Regions from separate parts of the Homo sapiens genome. Here region 2 is linked to region 1. Evidence: chromatin loops called from intact Hi-C (ENCODE). Cell type or tissue: A673. All regions are shown on one strand. Links, peaks and the distances in the headings refer to the core of each region. The heading gives the core; the rest is flanking DNA. Region 1 overlaps SLC16A12 (solute carrier family 16 member 12). Region 2 overlaps HTR7 (5-hydroxytryptamine receptor 7).

Region 1 (12,091 bases), core at 2,573-10,572:
TATCCCAGGGGACTTTTTAATTCGGATGTTACTTAATGTGGCTTCTCTAATGTAGTTTCTTTGATTACCGACTACACAATTATGTACCATCACAGTATTAGTGGAAAAGTACCATGTGATTTAATTCTCCATTCCTCCAATGTAACTCTTAAAATTATTATGTATGTGTGTGTGTTTTACTTTTTGTTTTTTATCATCTTTAAAATTTCTATTATGGTTTGATTATTATAAAAATAATGAATTCTCACTGTAAATTTCAAAAAAAAATTACAAAAGTATGTGAATTTAAAAATGAGAGCAGTCCTCTCACCCTACCACAGTTCCACACCCTCAAGGTAAACTTATAACTTATAATTTGATATGTAAACTTCCAGATCTTTTTTCTATGCGTAATCAGACATACATATATACTGCAGTGTATCTCACGTATTAATTTTTAAAAATCTTTTGTTTTACTTAATTCTGTTTTTATTATTATTATTATTTTGTTTGATCTATTAAGGAAGAACAAGGAAGGGAATGATCTTTACTCAAGAATTTCAGAAAGTCAGCACTGAAGTCCTGACCTATCAGTAGACACATTTGTCCCTTTCAGATATTTTAGGATATTCTAGCAAAGCAGGCCATTTCTCCCACCTGAAAGTACATAACTTCTATCACTTGCCACATAATTAAAAGAACTCACATTAAGCGGTTACTCAGACAGTTAATCATAGAAAAGATTATTTGCTTCATCAGTTCATAGAAAAGATTATTTGCTTCATCAGTTAACTTGTTTTTATAAATCAGGGCTGTGTTCATACACAGAAGGGGCCTGAGATTTCTGCACTTTAAACAAGCTCCTCCTAGGTGAGGATGCTGTGGCTGTTCTAATTACATTTTGAGTAGTAAGGTCTACAGCATTGTTCCTCAAACTTGGCTACGTATTGGAATCACCTAAAAAGTTAAAACAAAACATGGATGTCTGGGTCCCGCCCCATAGAGAATGACTTAATTGGCATGGGGTGCAGTCCAGGCATCATGATTTTTAGATTTCCCAGTTGGAACTTGTGCAGCAAAGTTTGGGAGCTACTGATGGACATGTGAAAAGTAAGTATAAATGGAATAAAATTAATTAGGCTAATAGGCTTAACCCAGGAAATCCTAAGTTCCTTGAATATCCAGTTTGCATTTGGACTCCTCATCATATACTTGGTATATAATACTCTAATAAAAGCTGCCTGAGTTGAATTGTATATTGTCCTGCACCTACCTCTGAAAACTGCCCTTATCAACTGACTCAAAGTCTCTGAAATGGGTCCAAATCCTACTTAGTTAGATGAACTCATCCTGTCAAGCCTGATAAGAATCCTATGATGCCAGGCCCAAGTTGTTTTGTTGCCTATTAGACAAACTCATAAATATGCCCAGAAAAGTGGCTGTGATTGCTCTTCAGGGTAATTTGACCCTTCCGGAAAAGAAGTGCTGCCTCTCCAAATCTTGAAGGTGCTCTTGGAAACTACTTCATTCAGCACTAAAGGTACGCTCCCTGACTCACAAAAGCTGAGAAAAGCCCTTTCAACAAATGATAAATCAGCTGGCAGAAAAACTGGTTTCCCAGTCATGGAGCTCTTAAAGATATTTGCTTCCTCTCTGGGTGCAGAAATAGTCTTACCTGTTGATCACATGCTATCAGCCAGTTTCAAAAGCAATATAAGCTGTTACTATTCCTTTCTAGATTGAGTCAACGATGCCGATTACTTCAGTTCAGGAACAACCTTGTAGACAACACAGAACTTTAAAATCAGGAGGACCTTGAGAAAATCCCTACTCCAACCAACTTTATTGATATGAAGATTGAGACCAGGACTGGTGATATGACTTAAGGTTTCACAACTAATTTGTGGACCATAATTTCTTTCTCCTGGCTGCTGGTTCAGTAGCACTCATGCCCATTTTACAGTTTCTACCGATAATCATTTGTTGGAGGCAACAAACTCCATTTGTTGGAGTCTGTCAAACTCAATTGACAGAGTTTATCTGGCCATGATGTGACTATGCTTATGTGACATCACCTACAACACAGGCAGGCCCAAGGATAGTCCCTTTATGGAATATGTTCATTACTGAGATTAAGGAACATGACAGACCTATAAAACAATGTGGCATGTTTTTATATAATTGGTGAATTACAAGAAATGAAAATCCATTTGGCCTTGACAATTAGAACAGTCTCCTTTGAGTAGTTCAAGTGTAATAACATTGTAACCCTAATGTGGTAGCAATGAGAAGCACCTCTCAGATCTCTAGCTACAAGGATTATAATTGTCTGAAGGTCCCATCTCTACACATTGAAATCTATCACTACATTTACACTGAGGCCATGCTTCCCAGTGTGGCAAGGTTACTAAGTCATGTCCTCTCCTGAGAGATGCAGTACTCCTCTGATGAGCAATTTAAACTCAAGGACTCCCCACCAGCCTTGCCAAATATTCCTTAAAACAATACTGTAATCTAAGATGTTTTTACCCAACTTTTATTCCTTCTGTCTCTCCTACATATGGGGTCAGACCTGCATCACAGTTGGATGGCTCTCCCAGCCTCTGTCTGCTCTCTTCCCGTTTTTTCTCAGAGGTGTTTCCATTACATTTCTTGCATGTTCAACATCCCATCTTGGATCAAACTGACACATCTAGTGAAAGAAATTTAATTAGAGGACTCTAATTGGCAGTAGGTGAATAATGTTTACATAATATAAATGTCATTTATTGTTCTTCAACTTTCTGGATGAGTAATTATGATTAAAGAACAAAACATGGCTGGATGTGGTGACGCATGCCTGTAATCCCAGCACTTTGTGAGGCTAAGGCGGACAGGTTGCTTGAGGCAGGAGTTCAAGACCAGTCTGGCCGACATGGCAAAACCCCATCTCTACTAAAATTACAAAACTTAGGTAGGCATGGTGGCACCTACCTGTAATCCCAGCTACTTGGGAGGCTGAGGCACATGAATCACTTGAACCCAAGAGGCAGAGGTTGCAGTGAGCCAAGATCACATCATTGCACTCCTCCAACCTGGGCGACAAGAGTGAGACTCTGTCTAATAAATAAAGAAATAAATCTTTCCAATGTTATAATATTTGATTTGGAAAAGAGAATGGGGAAGAGAGGTAAGGGAAATTGTCTTAGTTTCTGGTGTGCCGCTATAATAGAATACCTAAGACTGAGTAATTTTAACAAGCAGAAATTTATTTCTCACAGTTCTGGAGACTGGAAGTTCAAGATCAAGGAGCTGGCAGGTTTGGTGTCTGGTGAGGGCCTGGTCTCTGCTTCCAAGATGTCACCTTGAATGCTGCACCCTCTGGAAGGGAGGAACTCTGTTCCTCACATGGCAGAAGAGCAGAAGAGAGCAAGAACTCACTCCTGCAAGCCCTTTTCATAAGACCATTAGTCTAGTCATGTGGGCAGAGCCCTCAGGAACATCTCTCCTTAGGCCTCACCTCTCAATACTGTTGCATTGGAGATTAAGCTTCCAATCTATGAATTTGGAGGAGACAAAAACATTCAAACCATAGCAGAAGAATAGAGACTCAAAAGATACAGTTAAGGTTTTATGGAGTAAGAATTAAATATGTTAGTATAACTTATAAAACAAATTAAGTAAAAATTGAGTTGTGGGATGAGAAGAGTTCTTTAAATTCAGTTAATTAAATCCTAACAACATAGCAGAAAACCAATAGATAAAGTCTATATTAAACAGATCAAAAAATAACATTATAAAACGTACCATCACAGATTGGGATAGCCCCTTCTCACAAAACTAACTTTCTTCCTCTTTCTATCCCTTCAGAACAACATAGCAAGTGTATATTTAAAACAAGTTTATCACTTAGCTTTCTGCTCATACATCCCCTCTCTTTCTGCTTGTACATCCCCTTTTCTCCCAGGACTCCAGCCTCCGCATTCCTCTCTACTTCTCTTCTGAGCCAAAGTTCCCTGCCTCACTGGGATGTGGTTTCTTCTTCTTTAGCTTTCTCTTTTCCTAAGATCAAGCCACACACACTGGATCCCACCCCAAACACAACTACCCCCTTCTTCGGAAACTTCATATTTACTAAGTTGAATTTGTTCATTCAACATTTTGTATTTCACTTTGAGGAATAAAACAGCATCTAATTACTAGAAATGTACTAGAAATGCCATGTATATATTCCCAAAACTGTCTGAACTGAGGGGTTCCTCTGTAAGTGATGAACTGGATTTCTCAATACCTCCTTTCATGATGGCACCTAGCTGAGTAACTAAAGAAATAATGAAGGTGACATGAATAAGCTTTGGGAAAGCCATGCCTCAATGGGAGCACACAGGTGCCTCACAGACAACAAACTCTGAAGGGCAAGCATAGACTGAGGCCACTTGGATTGAACACTTAACATAGAACACTAGCGTTCTTGACTCCGGTGATGCAATGATAGTTATAGCTAACTCTTACATAGTACACAATATCTGCCGGGTGCTGTTCTAAGTGCAGGGCATGTAGTAATCTTGTAAAATCCTTACAAACCCCCCTAAAATAGGCATTTTTATTCTTTCCTTTCGCACATGAGTAATTAGGATTTAGACACATTAAGCAAGCCCAAGGTCGCATACCTAATAAGAGGTGGGAAAAGGATTCAAACTCTGGGTGTCTGGTTCTAGAATCTAGCACTTAACTACTATATAATACTTTCTAAATAGTCTTAAAATTTGGAATGAAGGATATGGGAAGATAGGACCAAATCTTTACAGACCAGAGGAGAGAGATTCTAGAGGATCACACCAAGCCCACATTCTACAATCATAGGTCACCAGACACTATTGTACACAGAACCCCGAAATTCCCTGGAAGGAACTAGGAAAGGGAACTATTTATGTACATTAGCTGCCTCTTGATGCTGGGATTAAAAGCTGTTCTGAAACCTCAGGGAGAATGACCTAAGAAACTGACGGACTCCATCTAAGTGAGGGTTTGTTTCCAGAATTGGATTTTGGAATTCAAAGATTTGGAATAAATTCCTCAAAAAAAGGAAGCCACATATTTTGGAAGACTGAAGAACCAGTAAACAATTAGAAGCCAGAACACGTACCCAGTCCTTTGTCCTTGGAAGGAAGGATATATCCCTTGTGCACACACCAACCAGCATCAGACCCTCACCCAGTGTGGAGAGCAAAATAAGAAGGCAAGGAGATAGTTTGATATGGCCATTCCACAATGTATACATATTTTAAAACATCATGTTGTACATGATAAATATACATGATTTTTATTTGTCAATTTAAAAAGGAAAGGGAAGGGGCGGGGAGGGGATGGGGAGGGGTGGAGGGCGCTGGAACACGTGTAACAACTAGGGCTGGGGTCACCTGCGCTTTAACATCCCCTGAGTTTGCCTTGAGCCTCCAGGCCATGGACTTTGGAATGTGGCTGCGAGTCCCTAATTCTATTAAATATTAATTTTGTTCAAGAGTAACTTCATCTCTCTTCACATGCTTTTCCTTTCCATACCACATCAACTCCAGCAAATCTCACCAAAGCAAACAAACAACAACAAATATAAAAACCAAAACACCAAAACTAAAATCACTTACAGGTCATTTCTATATAAAAACCCTTTATTGAGAAGATCTTAGGAGACAGAAGAATCTACAACTTTAAAGTTAATATTAGGTAATCTCTGTTTTTCAGAAAGAAAAAGGGAGAGAAGTGAGAGGGAGGGATATTGGGAGAGGGGAGACAGGAAACAAAAAAGAGGAATGGAGGGAGCAAAGAAAGAAGAAAAGAAGGAAAGATCCCCAACCATTTATTGATATGCCTGCCTCTTTCTGTGATTCTGAGCTTTGCCTGTTTCCCTGTGTCTCTTCTCCCTTCAAAACCGTTCCTCCATTTTTCTTAAACAGAGCAATTCAGTTCTAACTCTTATCCTCATACTCAGTCACAAACCCAACTATGAGTTGCTTAGTTCTTAGTTCTACATAAGAACTTTCATTTTAACATGATCCACTCTCCTTTGAAAGCAATTTCAGTTATAAATAAATAGAATCCCCACGATTTCACATGCACTACACATTTAAAGTAAATTTAATCACTTTGTCATATTTGCTGTACAGTATAATCCGATATTTTATGTTTTCAAATTGACATGGAATCCATTCTTCTGTATCATTTGGTTTCAACATTTTCTAACATTTGGCTTCTGGTATAACTTTGAGATTCTGTGTCTCACACTTTAACTCCTTTATCAACTCACATCAAATAAATTAACACATTAGTAGGGGTCACAGTGGGAACAAGAATGGAAGGCTGACAATCTGGGTTCCAGAGAAAGGCAGAGGACTTCAAATTTTTTTTACGTTATGTTTTACCAATGGCTATCCCTAGTCAAGCCAGTCAAAATCATCATTCATATTAACTTTGATACTCTATGTTACAGAACTGATATAGGTAACCAAAAGCTGAAAACTGCAACACAGCATCTTTATCCCCGTGTTTATACTTGCAAGAGGAACAGGATAAATGTGGGATGGGTAACGAGCAAGGGGGAGTTGGAAGAGGAGGAAACAATGACAAACTTTAATGTTTGTGCCTTTAAGGTAGGCCTTGGGGAGTTGAACAATTGGAGATTCCCCTACTCCTGGGAAGTGTTCTTGCTAATTCCAGCAGATGGCAGTGCTGCATAATATGTCAATTTTAAAACTCTTTTCTGTGCTTAAGGATCCAAACTTTGGATCCTTAAGAAGAGAATGACACTCTTTACAGTTGAGAGATGAATATTGAATTATAACCCCATGCCCTGAAAATCCCTGCTTTGTACTTAAAGAAGGCAACTGCAATCCCCAAAAGTCCCAGACACCTTTATGGACCCGTCATCGGAACATTTATGTCCACGTGTGCTTGGTTCTGCACTGGCCTGAGATGCCTGCTGGAACCTCAAGGAGCCACACAAAGCAGCTGCCTCACATCTCTTTCCCTCACTCCCAGCCTCTTGCCCTGAAAAAAGTAAGGGCTGATTCCAATCTGTTCAATCCTGTCTTCAAATTCCCCAGAATCAAATTTCTTCAACCCATAATGAATTCTTCCTCTCCTAACCCTCAAAGTACTACACATGCCCTTAGCCTCAGGTCAACATTTAATAACTTCTTGGTGTTGTTCTAACCTGAGTTGGTTTCAATTTACCAATTAGGTAGTAAATTTGAGATCATGGAGGGGGTCCTATGTGTATTTTTAATTCTCCACCATATGTAACATGGTTCCAGATTCCAAAGAGGTGCTTGATAAATAGTTGGTTGATTAACTCCTTTCACCATCTCTTAAAAATGTCTGCCAGCATACTGTCTAATTTTCAATAATGCTTTATGAGTTAGGGGCAGCCATAGGTCTGGTCAGGACAAAGATTTCAGTCAGAAACATCTTCTGCACCTAGCAAAACCCTGGCATAAATATTTTGTGTAAAAGCAGTTTGTGTGGTGCCTGTAATTGAAACCCTGTCTTTTCAGGTTTGGGGCAGGTGCAATCCACATTTTCCCAACGTTCCAGGGCTCCCTTGTGTGAACAGTTCCTCTTCCCTTGGGTTTCCGTTCATTTGTGCACAACAGCTATTTAATTAAGCCTGTCTGGGTTGAACACAGTAGTATCATTTTTTACATTCAGGCCTCAATCCAAAGTTTGTTATTTAATATCTTTTGATCAACTCTTTACTTTGCCACTTTTATTCCCTTTCCAAAACCTGCTCCATAATGGTCAATGCTCCAGAGCTTCTACTGTTTTTGTGACACTTCTAACAAGGTGTCCTATTTTGACACACCAAATTAGGAACATCTAATGTATCCTGTCTGTTCTGGGTACAAGAGCAATTTGCACCCAAACAAACCTGCACCCCAACCCTTCAATCCGCCCCACCCTCGCTAATGTTACAATTCTCCTTAGCAGTTTTTTCATTTATTTGTTCTTTACACTCATTTATTCATTGACCAAGTATTCATTGAATGCCTACTCTGGGTCAGGCACTGCTCTAAATAGTGAATGAGTCAGTATGATCCGTATCCTCAGAAAGCCTGTGGTTTTGTGGAGCAGATGAAATTTAAAAATAAAAACACACATCAATATATATGATCATAACTAAAAGATGTTCTTTGAAGGAAAATAATAGAATGCTATGAGCATGAAGAATGTGGGTGGTAGTGGCGGGGGAGGGATGTATAATTTAGATAAGGGCAGTGGTTAAAGATGGACTCTCTAGGGCAGTGACATTTAAACTGAGACCCAAAATATGAGAAGAGAGTGATCACAGGGATCAACATATGCAAAATGCCCCAGGGTCAGGGGTATAAAGGGGAGGCTTGGTACTTGAAGGAACTGATAGAAAAACTGGGCGCTAGATTGTAGTAGAAGATGGGGGATGTAGCCTAACGTCAGGAACTACACCCTGTGAGACTTCGTAGGTCCAGTGTGGGCACTGAATGCTCACACCAGCCCTGTCAGTTCTGCGATTCTGAAAAAGGCTTTGCTCTTCCCTGTTTGAGCTTTAGAAAGCTGTTTGAGCTGTTTGCTCTTCCCTGTTTGAGCTTAGGGTCAGAAATCTGGATTCATCCACCTGCACGTGGGCCGGAACCTCAGGTAACCACACAGAAGCTGCCCCCCAACCTTTCTCCCACTCCCGAACTCTTCCCTACCTTGACCTATACCCACACCTTGCTCTGCCCACAGTTGCAAAAATAAGCTATCCAAGAATGAACATAGGTCTTCATCTTTCGTAGGACAAGGTCCTTGAACTCTTCCATCATTACACTGGTCAGTGGGAAAAGGCCTAACTTGTCATCACAAAAGAAACATATTTATGGAAAAATGTGAAAAGGGCTGCATTTGAAATGCTAATTCTAAAGCCTTTTAGTGCCAACTCAACTCAAAAATAAACTGCTTTTTACTTAATTCTAGACCAATCTTAGGTCCCAGATCCCTCAAAAAGACCTCTGACCCTTAAACAATTAAGAGCAATAATGAGAGTAATAATGATCACTCTCATCTAAACCTCAAAATCCCTTTTCATTGGTTTGACTCTCTTGGGTCAGGAGAGAAAAAAAAAAAAAGCCTCTTTTAACTTATTTAATACAGCCCTGGGCCTCAGGTAGATAGATCCTTAGGGGCTGGGGAGAAAAGGAGAAAATTTTAATCTTCAATTGAGACACTCAAAGCCCATATCAAGAAAGGAGCCCCAATCAGCTTTGTAAGTAATGATGTGGCTCATTAATAGGTGATACTAACCACACATGTCCCCGTTAGCAGGAACAAATTATTCTTGCCAAGTTCAGGCATTCCCTGGCAGCTGAAGGAAACATGAGCTGCCCACATGTTAATATACTTCAAATTGCTTCTCAAGGGAGAGGATAATGGGTAGATAATTGTAGATGTGGGGGGATAGGTACCTCAAGTTCTTTACACTATTCATTCTACTTTTGTATATGTTTGAAAAGTACCATCATGTTTTGTCTTAAATGTCAGTCCTTTTATCATTATTTATATCTTCCCACTCCCCAACCAAATAGTTTTCCGTGCTATGGGACAAAACCTCAGTTATCTGTCATTGGTAGCTACGCTGGCAACAGATATAAAAATCTATTGCTTGACGGAGTTAAAAAAAAAAACAAAAAAAAAACTTTTTTTTTTTTTTACTCAAACTTTCAAGTGTGAGAAAAGAAACTCAGATATCCACCCTGAATTTGTACTATTTCATTTCAGTAAACAATTTCAGAATTAGACCTACTGGGACCAGGAAGGGGAGTGTCAAATAGACATTACCATTTTCATTATCACTGGCAGTGGTGAAGGCAATTCAAAAAGAACTCAACTCCTAACTGAGAAAGCCTGACTTTGGTAATGTGGAAAGCAGACAGTGGAACTAGCTCACTTTTGGGACAAAATATGCTCCCCAATTCACCCCCTCAACCCTAAATGCTCCCCAAAAGAAGCCTGGATCAATCAACAGCAAATTAAACCACTGAGCCTGAAAGTAGTGGTTTTGATAGATCCTCTTGGGAAAACTCTTGGAAATCTCCAATCTAGAATCTTCCTTCAATATTGATTAGAAGACTGAAGCATAATCCAAAGGATTTTATCTGTCCAAGGGAGCGTCGGTTTCCCAACAGCTTCTTGAACCCACATAAGATAATCCAAGTAGGCACAGGGGAAGGACACAGGGCTTCAGCATCAGCAGCATCCCAGTTTTACAGGATTTCACACTAGAGGATACTGAGCTGTGGGAACTGGTGCCTCAGTTTCCACATCTACAAAATGATAATAATAGAGGTCACTATGGGGATTAAATTCGACAATGACAATGCATAGGAAGTGCCTGGCATAATAGCTCACACATTGGAAGAACTCAATAAAGACTTCTGGTTTTTGTAAATCATTTGATTATTTAACACATCTTAAAATGCTGACCACATCTTAGCATGATCCAGACAGGCCCACTCACCATCCAGTCCAAACCTCTTGTCCGAGGGAAAAATGTCTTTCCAAACACAGGACAATAAATTCATTTTATTTTGCTTTTGAAATAAGAAAATATTAGCATAAATATTTCATCTATTAATGAAATTACAATCTGAACAAAAAGCCCAATCATACAGTGTATCTACAAAGTTAGATAATGTCTTCTGATTTTCTACTCAGATAATTCCAAAGTAGAGCTTACAGTAGTAGAAAGAAATATTTAAGATGTAAAATTATCCCACTATAATTTTGTTCTTGATTCCACAAAATACATCATTCCCATGAATTTCTCAGTTTTGAAATAAACAGTATAGACACATGGAACATTAACACTAAAATTCTGTGTAGAAATGTAAAATAGTAGACCTTAAGATGTACATTTTTCTTACTGATTTTCTAAAAATGCTGCCTCAAAAGGGAAAGTAAAATGCAAATCTATGCATGTATAAAGTCAAATCTCCCAAATGTTTTTATACAAAATCTTTAAAATTTCTGATCACTATGCTTATTTTTCATAAATACTTGTAATACTTCACAGAAATTATATTGCAGAACCACATAAACAAAATTTTGTTGTGATCATGATAAAAAATATGTATAAGAATATTTGTAACTATTCATATTTTTAAACATCTTTAGGCTTGAAAATTCAAGAAATGATATTTAGGGCAAAGTGCTATTCCAAACAGATATAACTTCATCTTAACTTTGACATTTTACAGATACCTTCCAATTTTTTTTTTTTGAGATGGAGTCTTGCTCTGTCGCCCAGGGTGGAGTGCAGTGGCATGATTTTGGCTCACTGCAACCTCCACCTCCTGGGTTCAAGCGATTGTCCGGCCTCAGCCTCATGAGTAGCTGGGACTACAGGCGCCCGCCACCACGCCTGGCTAATTTTTTGCATTTTTAGTAGAGACGGAGTTTCACGATGTTAGCCAGGATGGTCTTGATCTCCTGACCTCATGATCCACCCGCCTCAGCCTCCCAAAGTGCTGGGATTACAGGCGTGAGCGACCATGCCCAGTCCCAAATATTTTTAAAATTGCAAATGACAAAGTCAATGGGGTTCAAAACTAAATTCTTAAACTAAGTAAGGAGATAACAGACAACATTTAAATTTGTCTTTGGAAAACAACTATGAAATATTACCATTTTCTCCTATCAGATCAAGTCAGTATTTCATTCTGAAAGCAATGTATTAACATGTGATTTTATGAAATAATCAAGGTATAGGCAAGCTCTCTTGCGGAGCATACACATTAACTCAGGATCATCCTCATTGCTGTTTTTTTTCCCCCAGCACTTGTGAGGCCTTGTAGGGGACAGTGGATTAAATAGCCTTCAGGGTCAAAACAGTTCCTTGACATTTGGATTTTAAACTCCTGGTAATTAAAATTGATTGCATAATTTACTCCTATTACAGGTGTGACACACTGTGAGATTCAGGATTATAATTCTTTGGACTTAAAATGGTTGGAAACAAGCTGGGGGATCTGGACTTTTTCTTCCCTCCATGCCTTCCCTCTTCAATCTGAAGACTCAGAAATTATCCCAAACCATAGAAAAGTGGAGTATTTGAGAATGAATA
Region 2 (12,091 bases), core at 2,325-10,324, 1.4 Mb after region 1:
ATCCCAGAAAGAGACAGACATAACCCCTAGTGCCTGGAATGTTGTGGGACCACATGCTTTAGTTTCCTACCCTTCCTAAGAGTTCCATTGGTTTGAAGAAGAAAACATATACAAAACTCCCGTGCAAGGAATAAACGTTTACATCTATGACAGATATGGCTTGAAATTTAATATTCTGAAACTTTTCTTAATTTTTAGATTAGAAAACAATATATGACCACAGCAAAATTTCAAATAATGCAAAATAGTATGAATTGAAAAGTGGAAGTCCTCTCCCCCATTTCTACCCTAGATCCCCAATACTGCTCTTAGAAGTAATCATTGTTAAGTGTATTCCTCCAGAAATTCTCTATGCATAATTTATTTATGTATGTTGATATGTAATCTTTTCCTAAAAATGAGATCATATTTTGCATATTCTAAAACTTGCTCTTTTCTCCACAGTATATATATATGGCATCTCCCTATTAGTATATATAAACACATCCTATCAATTTTAAAGCTGAATTATGAGAATAAGGAATTTAAGCCGAACCCCTAACAAATGAGCAACAACTTTTTAAAGTTTTACTTTTAAATAACTCTTTCGAAGAGAAAAAAAGTCTTTCAGACATTCTCCTCTGGAAACAACTAGAAAACTAACTTCATATTCCCCACAAGATCCAGAAGACATCAGAAGGGTAATACATGGTCAACACAATGCTATTATTTATCTTCTAATTGAAGATAAGAACTGATTTTTTAAAAAATCCTTTTCCTAGAAAATACTGTGTGTTATTCTACCAGGAAATAAAAAATCTGATTTCAAATGTCCTTATTTCAAACATTTTATCTTGTTATATAATAAAGCTTCTTCGTTTATTTATCTTAGGCAGAGAATCAGAACTAAAGTCCTTCCCCATCAACTTAAAGAAATATTCATGCTTCAGATTTTCTACATCAAAATCTAGATTTAGCTGGAAAAAGCCCTCTAGCCACTGTTCTTTGCCCATTACAATTTAGTTAACGGCATAACCCTGCCTGTGGCCATAGTAAGCACAGGCAGCAGTCAAACCACAATTGGTACCTTACTCAAGGCTTTCTCCAAGCCCCCAGCCTTTCTTCCTTGCTTTGGGCACTTTCTCCTTTGACTGCAGACCTTGACTCTCTCACTTCTCTGCCTGGGTTGGATCAGGCTGGACTCCAGGACCAAGCATTGGCCTCTGGCTCTGCTGGCTCCTGCCTTGGGAGGCCTGTCATGCATGGGACATCACAAATACAGGTGAGAGAGCTCCACTCCTTGATACCACCCTAGCAGAGTTCATGGCACCTCCAATTCCACAGACATGGGCGAGAGACTGCACTCAATGCCCCAGACTCCTCAGGATACGACACTGGCTGCTCTGCTTCAAAGAGAGGACACTGAGCAGCTTCCAGAGGCAACAACATTCAGAAATGTGTGCTCAGAAGGCTTAATCTTGAGCAAACCATTGACCCCCGCTAAGGCTTAATTATCGCACTTGTAACATAGGGCTACTAATAGTAATTATGTAATAAGATTATAATAAGTTTAAGTAAAATAATCCATATTATATTTTCAATACAATGCATGATACATAGTATGCCCCTAATAAGTATAAATGGGGATGATGATGATGATGATGATGGCAATGATGAAGTTAAATCTCTTCAAAACATCTTTGGAATTCCTGACTTCCTTGAGCAATCAAACCTGCTAGAATCATGCCCCATCACCTTTCCTATACTTCAAGGAATGAGATCACCTAGATTCTTCCAGAGGAAAGGCATTCTGATAAATAAATAAATAAATAATTGTGCTCTTAAATGGTGCAAAAGACTCAACAAAGATCTTCCAAAACAAGGTAAACCCCTGATCCATGGAGATGCTTCTGAGGCTCCGCAAGTGTTCATTGACATGTACAATTTTCTAATATTTTCTAATGCCACTCATTCTGGGGCCTTTTTCTCCTTTCCCACAAATCCGCTTCATTTTTGAGGTGTTTTTTGTTTGTTTGCTTCTTTCTTGCTCATACCATTGATTCCATCTTTTATATATTTAAAACAGTGAACATGGCTATTTTATGTTTGGTATTTGATAATTCTAACCTGTCAAGTCTGCAGATCCATTGTGCTGTGTATAGTTTTTGGTGGAAGTGCCTTGTTTCCTGATAAGTTTTATGATTTGGTGACTAGGAGCTTACTGGGACTGGAACTGTGGGAATTCTCTAAGGCCTGTAATAAGGGTCTGTTTCTCCAATTACCATTTGCATCTACTTCTGTCAGGCCAGCAGTGCTGTCAGTCCAGGACCCCTTTAAATTAAATTCCAGTTTGAAGTGTTTTTATTTCTCTATTTTTTTCTGGACCTCAGGAGAAGGATGAACTTAGCCCCTAGCCCCATGAGTGCCTGCTATAATTACAGATTCTCAAGAAAGACTTCCCACTACCAGTGCCCAAGTTGAAAAGGCAAATTTCCCTGGCAAATTTTCCTCCCCTGGGTCATGTTTTTAAAAGCCCTAGATTTGGTGGCAGCTTCAGTCTTACTCCCCACTTTGTAAAAGCCCTGTGTTTATTTCCTGCCTCCAGAATGCAGCCTTTATATTCAAAGTTCTGGGTCGCCAGAAATCAGCACCTATCCCCAATGGAAGCTAATAGCTTCTATACTGGTTTACCTCTTGGGCCCCTTGCTTTCTCTCCATTTCATATCTCTAAGGATTCCTCTTACTTTCTTGCCAGCTCAGCCATGCAATTAAAATGGTATGTATTTTTAAAATTTTATCCAGGCTTTTTAGTGTTTTGCTTTTTAGAGATAGGCTTTTTAGAATATTTGATCCATCCATAATGCTACTAGAAATAAACTGGATTTTAATTTCATGTTAAAATTTTACTCAGTATTTTCTCCACCCCATTACTTGAATGGTTTATGTTTGCCTCTCCTTGTCACCTGCTTCAATTACTGTGATGTTTCTGCTGTACTTTGGAGTCCCCACTAATACACAGTTCACCTCTGCCTGGGTCTTCTTTTCTCATGCTCCACTCATGGTGTAGCTATGGCTCTTCACCATTACTTTTTCCAACTAGGTTGGTCCACCGGGGAAAGGTTACTATATAATTATCCTTTTTATTCTATGACTTCAAGCAAAATTTCTAGAACATTTAGTTCTTGACAGCTACAATACAATTATACAAAGAAAGATGGGGATTAATTACATTCTTACTAAAACAAGTCATATTAAGTAGATGATGTGGAATAGTATAACATTTTATACATTATCTGTCACAAAATACACCACATACAAAACTCTCTAATCATGATGCCAGCCAGCTGCCAGCCAGCTGAGGAGATTTAACCATTTATCTCTTAAAATCCTTTCGTTATCTTAAAATTAATTATATAGGACTCTGAAAAGATCCATTAATAACTCTCCTTTCATCATGTGCTAAATACCTCTGTGTTCTTTCTCTGAAGCTCAAGTATTGGGGTTCTGTGCCTATCCTCTTAGCCTAGGTTTGAACCCTGCTCTAATCCTTCTTAGGCAAGCATCCCAGAGCAGGCCACTTCATCTCTTGGACTGTCTGGCCCTCATCTGCACAATGGAAATATAATAATTCCTCCCCTACAGGACTATGTCAGGGTTTAAATATGAACCCTTTTAAAAACCTTGGTACAATGCCAGCACATAGGTCATCCTCAATAAATGGAAGCCATAAAAACAAATTCTACTACTATCTAGTTTTTTTAAAAACATTCACCCAATATTATCATAAATGCAGTAGTATATATAATAAATGAATTACAACTGAGCCAATATCAGTATAATGTCAGGAAGCCAAGAGGTTTGCTTAAGGAATGGGGATTAATGTGAATTGACTTTACTACCTTCTTTCACTTTATCCTATGTGGAGCCAACACACTCTCTAAGACAGGCAGTCGGGAGAAAGCCTAATGATTCTCACCTTGATCCAGAACAATGTGTAATAGCTGACCACATGACTTGGCATCATTAGTTCCAGAACATACAGTTCTATATTACTTCCCAGTTTCTTAACTCCTATTCACGTTGTCAACCACTCTGGAAAAGGCTCAAGCTTCCACCATTGCACAGGCTGCTCCTCTGCTGAGAACATTCCATAGACTTCTTCAGGCTAAGACTTACTCATTTTTTAGATATCAGCTAGGATGCCGTGTCCTCCAGAAAGACTCTCTGATCTCACTGAGCTCCCTGCTCTGAGTTCTCAGGGAATCACCTCATCATCCGCTGCAGGAGGCTATAAGTGACCTGCTGATTTGTCTGGATTCCCAGTAATATAAGACGCATTAGCACAAGAACTGTGTTTTTCATTGTTCAGGTCAGCAATAAACCCAAACCCTGGTACAATGGTTGATATGACATAAGCATTAAATAAATATTGGTTGGATGAATAAATGAATGAATGAAACATGCAGAAAACCGTAGCAAAAACTGTACCTGTCCCATAAACATCAGAGGCAGCTAGAAACATCAAAAGTGTTTGATCACTCAGAAAGGCCTAAATATCTAATTGACAATCTAATTAAAGAAGTGGCAGAGACATGTATTTTGAACTCTGTCTTCTCGGTGAAAGCGAAGTAGAGTCTAGGGGATTTTCAAACCCTATATGTAAATTCCTTTGATACCTTCGTAATGTCTGTCTATCTGCCTCCTCACCTCCACTGCCCCCAGACACACACACTTCTCCATATAACACATGACTCAGTACCTGGTGCACAGGCACTAAATACATATGAATAACCAACTGCACTTCTGCATTCCCCCACCAATCTTAACACTGCCTGTGGCAATAGCCATTTCAGCCAAGAACCAGTACTGAGCGTCCAGAACTCCAACCTTGATTTTGTGATGTATTTTAAGAAATACTATGGTTCATTCTTATACTTTACTTTAGTCCTCAAAACTATGCTGATTTTTTTCCCCAACAATTCTTACTCCTTCTCAGAACGCACCACAACACCTGATGACAAGAATTGGGCCAAGAATACAGCAATCCACAAAGTCTTGTGGCCTTGACGCCCCTTCTTGGGAGAGCTGGAAAGCAGCCATGGTACTGCCAGCTGAGCAACCCGACCTGGGAATGTATCTGCCCCTGAAGTGTGATTTCTCACCTGTGTTCATGTGACCACTGGGATGTGGCCTTTCTACAAGGTGCTTTCATACCACCTGGCTTCCTTCTTAAATACTGCTCATTCCAAGCATTTCTTGGGATGGAACTTCCTCAGCACATATGTCGGGTTTATCTCTAACCTGGGCCAACCTGTGTTTTCATTAAAAACACATAATTTAGAAGAGCAGGCAGATTAACACCTGATCTTTACTCAATATTATAAACCTCACACATCCCAACACAGAGGATAACCATCGGGGTGCCCTAACACTCAGTAAATGCCAAGTGGCCCACGGCAGGCCTTGGCTAAGGATGGTTCATCCACTTCATTATCAGGAAAATGCTGTGGTTCTCCCCTGCTGCTAGGTATGTGTTCATGGTTCTCTATGCAGGCCACTGATTTTTTTTCCCACATATGTATTTTGGGGAATTTGAAGCTAACGAGGAAGCCAGATGTGGTGCCTGAGCTAACACTTCCACGTGTATTTGTTCCTAATATCTAAGAACCAACATAAGAATAGGCTATGAAATGCTTAAATAGATGGAAAAGTCATGAGACCAGGGAAGAGTAAGAAAACCTGACAGAGTTTAACTTCTCTTATTCTTGGTTATTACCTGAATTTTTATTTTTAAACTACAAAGCTTAAAATTCATGAATAATACAGGAAATCTGTAAAATGCCATTTTTCAGGAATAAGCAGGACATTAAAATGCAAATTGCAGTTCTACACACAGCGGTACTCAACGTGACAAATTAAGCTCTTCCTATTCCTTGTCTTGACATTTGCCTTCAAGATGTTTGTTCAATGTAGAGAGAAAGCAAGAGGGCAAGAGGGAGAATCAGACAGGATGAGTGGTGATACCTCCAGGAGACCAGCCCCATGTAAGAGGTGCCCAAGGCATGAAAGGTCTTCATGGACGCCTTCCTCTCTGGCACAATACGTGGGAAAAAATCATCGTCTGCGTTACTGCATTTTCTCAGGAAGATCTTCTTAGGAAAATGGCATACTTTAATAATAAGATACCTCTTTAGAATGAGTAGGACAGAAATCTAGAAGAAAGTGAGTAAACTAGAAAGCTTCTGAGCTCCTGTTAGACCCTTACTTCCACACATCACTCACTCAGGTAGATTCACAAAGCCATCCTCTAACCGTGCCTTATTCATTCAACATATTTACTAAAGAGGAGGGCCTACTATGTGCCAGACACACTGGGGATACATCAGTAAATAATAAGACAAACCGCTGGGCACAGTGGGTCACGCCTGTAATCCCAGCACTTTGGGAGGCCAAGGTGGGTGGATCACAAGGTCAGGAGTTCAAGACCATCCTGGGCAATATGGTGAAACCCCGTCTCTATTAAAAATACAAAAATTAGCTGTGTGTGGTGGCACGCACCTGTACTCCCAGCTACTCGGGAGACAGAGACAGGAGAATCACTTGAACCCAGGAGGCAGAGGTTGCAGTGAGGGAGATGGGATCACGCCACTGCACTCCAGCCTGGGTTATGGAGCAAGACTCCATCTCAAAAAAAATAAAAATAAAAAAAATAATAAGACAAAGCTCACTACCTTCACTGGACTTACGTGCTGGTAGCTGTGGGTGGGGATTTACGTCAGCTATAGTGCTAAGTGCTTTACATATTTAACTCATGTAATCCTCACACCAGCCATATGAAGGAGGTAATATTATCATTCATATTTTAGAGATGAGAAATTGTAAATGAATGAGGAATTGTAAATGAAATGTGAATATTACTATTCACATTTTACAGATGACAAAGCTGAGGCACAAAGAAGTGAAGTAATTTAGCTAGTAAACTAGCAAATGAACAAGCTGGGATGTGAAACCAGGGACTCTGTCTCCAGAATGCGCATGTTAAACCACTTTATTAGACTGCCTCTCTTATGACCTCTTCCGCTTGCTCCCTTGCTATTTCTGTATAACAATAAGAGTATATTCTCCCAAAGTCAGGATCTGAGGCCTAGTTGTCTTCGTAACCCACTACTCACAACCCCTGTAGGGTCCGGTTCGTAAGTGTTAAATAGATATTAAATAAATGATTTGCCTTTGATTATTAAATTACCCTTACCCTGAGCCGGAGCTGCAACAGTGGGTGTTAGCACCATCTAGTGGAGAAAGGCCTGGCAAGGAAGACTGCCATTATGGAATGGTTGACAGCCAGCAAGGGATTATAGCAATTACCTGGGTAACTCAGGTAAACATCTTCATGTAGGTGCTTTGCCATCATTCTGCAGACCTCTGACAGCTGATCTGATAACCCCCCAGATTTACCAAAAACGAAACACCTAGTACATAAACAGTATTCCAAGCCCAAAATAGATCCAGCTTTGGTATTTTTAAGGAATTACCAAAGAACACTTTAAACGGAGCTCTTCTGGAAAATCCATGATTATGGTCACAATACAATAGGGATGATCTCAACTTCTTACAGGAAAGGCCTACATATATACATCTACAAATAACTGCACTAAACTTGTTAAAGCAAATAAGATCAATCATTCGGAGACCAAGAATTAGAATGGATCCAGATATAAAGCTTAAAAGAAAATGGTTATTCCTAATCCCTACAGCTACTGGAACTCAACTCTCTTTGCACATTCTTTTACTAAATATTAGCTAATTGTGATATCAATGTATCAGTATGACATAAGATTAAACAATGGCTCTACCTATACTTTGTTTAGAGTAAAACAAAACAAAAATTTTGAATGTACTTCATATAAGACCTCTTAGAAAAACAAGAAAAATAAAGGAGCATTTTATTTCAGTTAGTCATGTTTAGTTACTTTTCCCCTTTGACAAAAAGCAAAGAAAAACAGAAGAGAGGAGGTTGATGAAAAAATTCAGGGAAATAGAGTAACAGGCCAAAGTGGAGAAGACAGAAAGTGTCTGCACTTCTAGTCCCCACTTCATAGCCTAGCAAACTCCTATTTATCCCTTAAGACCTTGCTCAAGTGTCACCTCTACTGTAAGGTCCTTCCTATCTGCACCCCACCCCAGCTACTTACTCCCATTATCGCGATCCCCTAGCACTTGATCCATAACACTATGATGCAATATAATGTTATATTGTCATCGTGCACCAACTTATCCTTCTTCAACAGAGATGATGGGGACTTTCTTAAGTTTCTCAGTATATCTACTGGCTAACTGACTACTGAAACCAGAAGTAAATAATGATCCTTTGAAACAAATACCATTTCCTTCCTCCTTCTATGCTCTGCATTGTTATACCACAAAAAGCTCCTGAAAGTAGCATAAATTCTCAAGCAATTCTCAAGGCCTCTGCTTTGACTCTTTTGTGATTTTTTTTGCCTACATGGTCTTCACAACTAGTCTTCTCAAGACACAAAATCAACAATCATTGAAGTGTAAAGAAGAAAAAATAACAAGGTCTCTGGTTTTAAATGCTATTTTTTTCTCTTCTGCCCACAATAAAACTGTGTCAGGAGGGATATGCCACACACACATCAGTGCATCTGCCTGAACTGAAAAGAAGGTGGAAAGGTTCACTGGGAAAATCAAATGTTCTTTATAAATCCAAGTGCCGAGACATGATCTGTTTCTTTAAATGCTGTTAGCAAATGTACTGCTGAAGGTTAACAGACAATTAAGAATCATCATAGTTCTATGAAAATGATAAACAAAACAGAAAGATCAGCCTTTCGTGATTGCATAAAATCAGCCACAATCAAACAAAAAAAAATCACTAGGGAAAGCACTGCACTTGCTGAATGCATTATGATGGTATACTGTCTGTGGTGGCTAAACATTTGGATTTGGGGAGGTCCAGAGCGCCAGATTTCAAATCCATGTTCTGCAGTGGATAAGCTGGGTGACCTTGAACATATTATGTAATCTCTTTATGCCTCAGTTTTCTTATCTGTAAAATGGAAATAATAATAGTACCATCCTGGGTTTGTTATGAGCAGAGTGCCTAGCATGCAAAAAGCGTTCCATAAAGATTCATTCATTTCATTATTTCATTTCATTTTTTCAAGAAAATATCTACTTAGTGCACACCCTACACATTGTACTGGAAACTTTCATATACATCATCGCAGTTCAAATCTAGAAAAATGAAAGAGTTAGACACAATGTACCTTCCCAGTGCTAACATCCTTTTATCCTAGTCATGTGGAATGAAAATGTGTTTCCAGGGTTCAGCAAACATTTGATTCAAGTTTCATTGCTAAACATATTAATCATTTTTAAAACTGGAATAAAAAGTATTACCCACACTTGAGTTCTTTATCAAATTTTAATACAAGGGAGACCCCAAATGACTTAATTTGTGCTGCCTGGTTAACTTTGCTTTTTTCTGGAGCCCTCAAAATAAAACTTTGCAGTGGATATATTTGAACTCCTTAAAAATGTGACACCGATTAACAAGACTGCAGGTCTTTTTCTGTTTTGATTTGTTCTTTTAATTCAGACCTGTATATGTCTATTCACATAAAATCATACAAGTGAATACAATCCTCTGGCATTTGTGTGTTCCACTCAATTAAGTGACAGGATACATTCATATGGTATTTTCTGCCAAACGGTGACAAATTAAACTAGCTGATGAATCCGTTAATTGACTCTCTAAACTGAACATTTAACAATTAATAACTGCATGCACTTGTTACTTGCTGTGATTTTAATTTGAAACAAGCATTTCCTAGCCTTTTGAGCTACTGTTTCAGTTAAATTGAAGAAGAAGCTATTTAAAAATACTGTATCAGTTACACTAAAGAGCAAGCTATTTTAAAAAATACTGCCATTTGTAACTACTCATCCATGTAAATCTAGATTTTCTCAATATTATGCAGAGAGAGAGAGAGAAAGGGAGATTGAGGGAGAGGAAAAGACAGAAAAAGAGAGTAAGAGAGAGAGAAAATTACATTGGATGCTTAGACTGATGTGACTACAACTGTCTTCCATAAACAACAATTTCACAGGAAGTTTGTTAAATCAGCCTCATTGCTCTTTTGAATGGCAGTAAGAATCAAATCTCACAAATTTGAACTAATAAATTCATACAAATAAAACACTCCCCTTCATCTCTTCCATATATTTTTATCAATCCTACATATATATTTCATTTTGAAAAGGGGCAGGGTTCAGAAAACTTTGTCCTAAGCCCTTCTCTATTGTGAGAAATTACCATGGGCCAGTAACTGTTATAATTTCTAGGTGGGACACAAACTCAAAAAAATTATCAAATACCTGAACACAAGAAGGTTTACATTTAGAGAATACAGATATATATATATATTTAGAATGAGACAAATGTGGAAAGTGCCATCAAAGTGTATGTGTGTATGTACACATAAATAATGTATATTATACACAATACCTAAAGCAGTGAGGGGGAGTTAGATTGGGGGTGAGTAATTTCAACTGGGAAGTTAAAGAAAGGTTATATGGATAACCTAATACTGAAGTTGCACATTGAACACTGAACAGAATTCAACAAGAGGACTAAGTGTAAAAGACCACAGAAAGATTCAGAGGTAGGAGATTGAAAATGTTCAAAAAAGATGAGTGCCCCAGGTGTATGTAAGCATTTTAGTTTGTGTGCATTGAAGGGGGAAGAGGAGCGGGCAATGGCAAGGCTAGCCTAAATTAAAATGTCATAGCCCCCAAAATTGCACTTAGAATAAACACATATACTATGTCAAATGAGCCCAGAGAAGAATTTTTAAGGTTAATTGTGTTTATGATCCCTCCAAGTGTTTTATTTCACTTGGATACGATTACAATTTCTAGTAAGTTGAAGCTGAATAATTTTCCATTTTATCACTATCATCTTTCTTAACAATTTCTCACAAACATGAAAATTATTCCATTATTTGACAGGGGTTTTGGCTCCTCAAGTATGAAATATCTAGGCACAGCTGTTTCTTACAGTTCTTTGGGATTTACCTGGGAAATCTCCAAATCTGTTTTCAGTATACTACAAAAAGACATCAGGAAATTAAAGAGCAGTAAAAAGAGCAGAAAATCTTGTGGCTCAAACTCCTCGTTTTCAGAAGCATTTACCACGCAGAAAGATTAGGTGACTCTGTTGCAAGGATGAAATAAAACAGAGTATGAAGCCACTTTATCAAAAACATGAAAAATTTTAAAAACTGTTCACACAAGTTCATTATACAATCTCTGAATGACAAAAACATAATTATGAATCCATGAATCAAATTTTCAAATTTCTTGCCTTCCAGTCCAACATCACCCATGTATAAGGCAAAGTAGTGCGAGTTAAAAATAAGATAACAACAAGTTTATAGTTCTAAAGCCTTCAGCGTCTAATTGGGTAAATGAAGAATACAGCCTGTAATAGGACTCTTTTGGGTTTGTTTGTGGGTTTTCATTGTTTTGTTGGGGTTTTTTTGTTTTGTTTTTGGTTTGGTTTTTTTTGGCTGCAGCTATACCAGCAGGAATTAATCATAATTCTTGATTTATAGCATATTATAAACATATCTTTTTCATAGGATTTTTCAATGGTTACACTTTTAAATATATATATTTCAACTGTACATTATATATATACACAAGAGAGCTTTTTTATAAGTTGTAAAGAGATTATGGATGGTCCCTAACTAACTACGGCTTGACTTACCATTTTTCAACTTTACCATTCGGTATGCTCCTCAACTTACAATGGGGTTACATGTGGATAAAACTATCATAAGTTGAAAATATCATTACATTGAAAATATACTTTCAGCTTTCCATTTTTACATCTAAAATGGAAAGGCTTATCTAATAAGGGTTCTGATAAACCCTTAAAATGGATTTATCAGAACTTATCAGAATGGAGAAAGAACAGTATTTCAACAACTGGTGCTGAGAAAACCATATATCCACATGCAAAAGAATACAGTTGGAGCCTTACCTTATACCACATGTGAAAATTAACGACAAAAAAAATGAACTGAAG

Evidence for each region. Hi-C counts contacts between places; a loop is a spot of excess contacts. Peaks named below come from ENCODE experiments on the same cell type or tissue, not always from the same donor. Only the 100,000 strongest peaks of a DNase experiment are listed, where the experiment ranks them.
Region 2: it touches region 1 in a loop (9-fold over the local background); 4 of 110 quality-filtered maps call a loop at or near these places.

What each region holds. Positions count from the first base shown.
Region 1 is chr10:89,419,768-89,431,858 of GRCh38, forward strand. It overlaps SLC16A12 (solute carrier family 16 member 12), which reads right to left. Exons shown (of 8, transcript NM_213606.4): 8 at 10,532-12,091. IFIT5 (interferon induced protein with tetratricopeptide repeats 5) reads left to right here. Exons shown (of 2, transcript NM_012420.3): 2 at 1-1,230. Among named protein-coding and RNA genes, the nearest start is that of IFIT5, 11 kb to the left of the region's middle. RefSeq lists an enhancer at 2,248-3,447. In A673, for the core only: a CTCF peak has its summit at 6,670 (motif pointing right); a DNase peak (open chromatin) is centred at 6,684.
Region 2 is chr10:90,780,826-90,792,916 of GRCh38, forward strand. All of the region lies in intron 1 of HTR7 (5-hydroxytryptamine receptor 7), which reads right to left. Among named protein-coding and RNA genes, the nearest start is that of HTR7, 71 kb to the right of the region's middle. In A673, for the core only: CTCF peaks have their summits at 7,262 (motif pointing left) and 7,468; no DNase peak of the experiment used is centred there; H3K27me3 peaks cover 6,122 bases.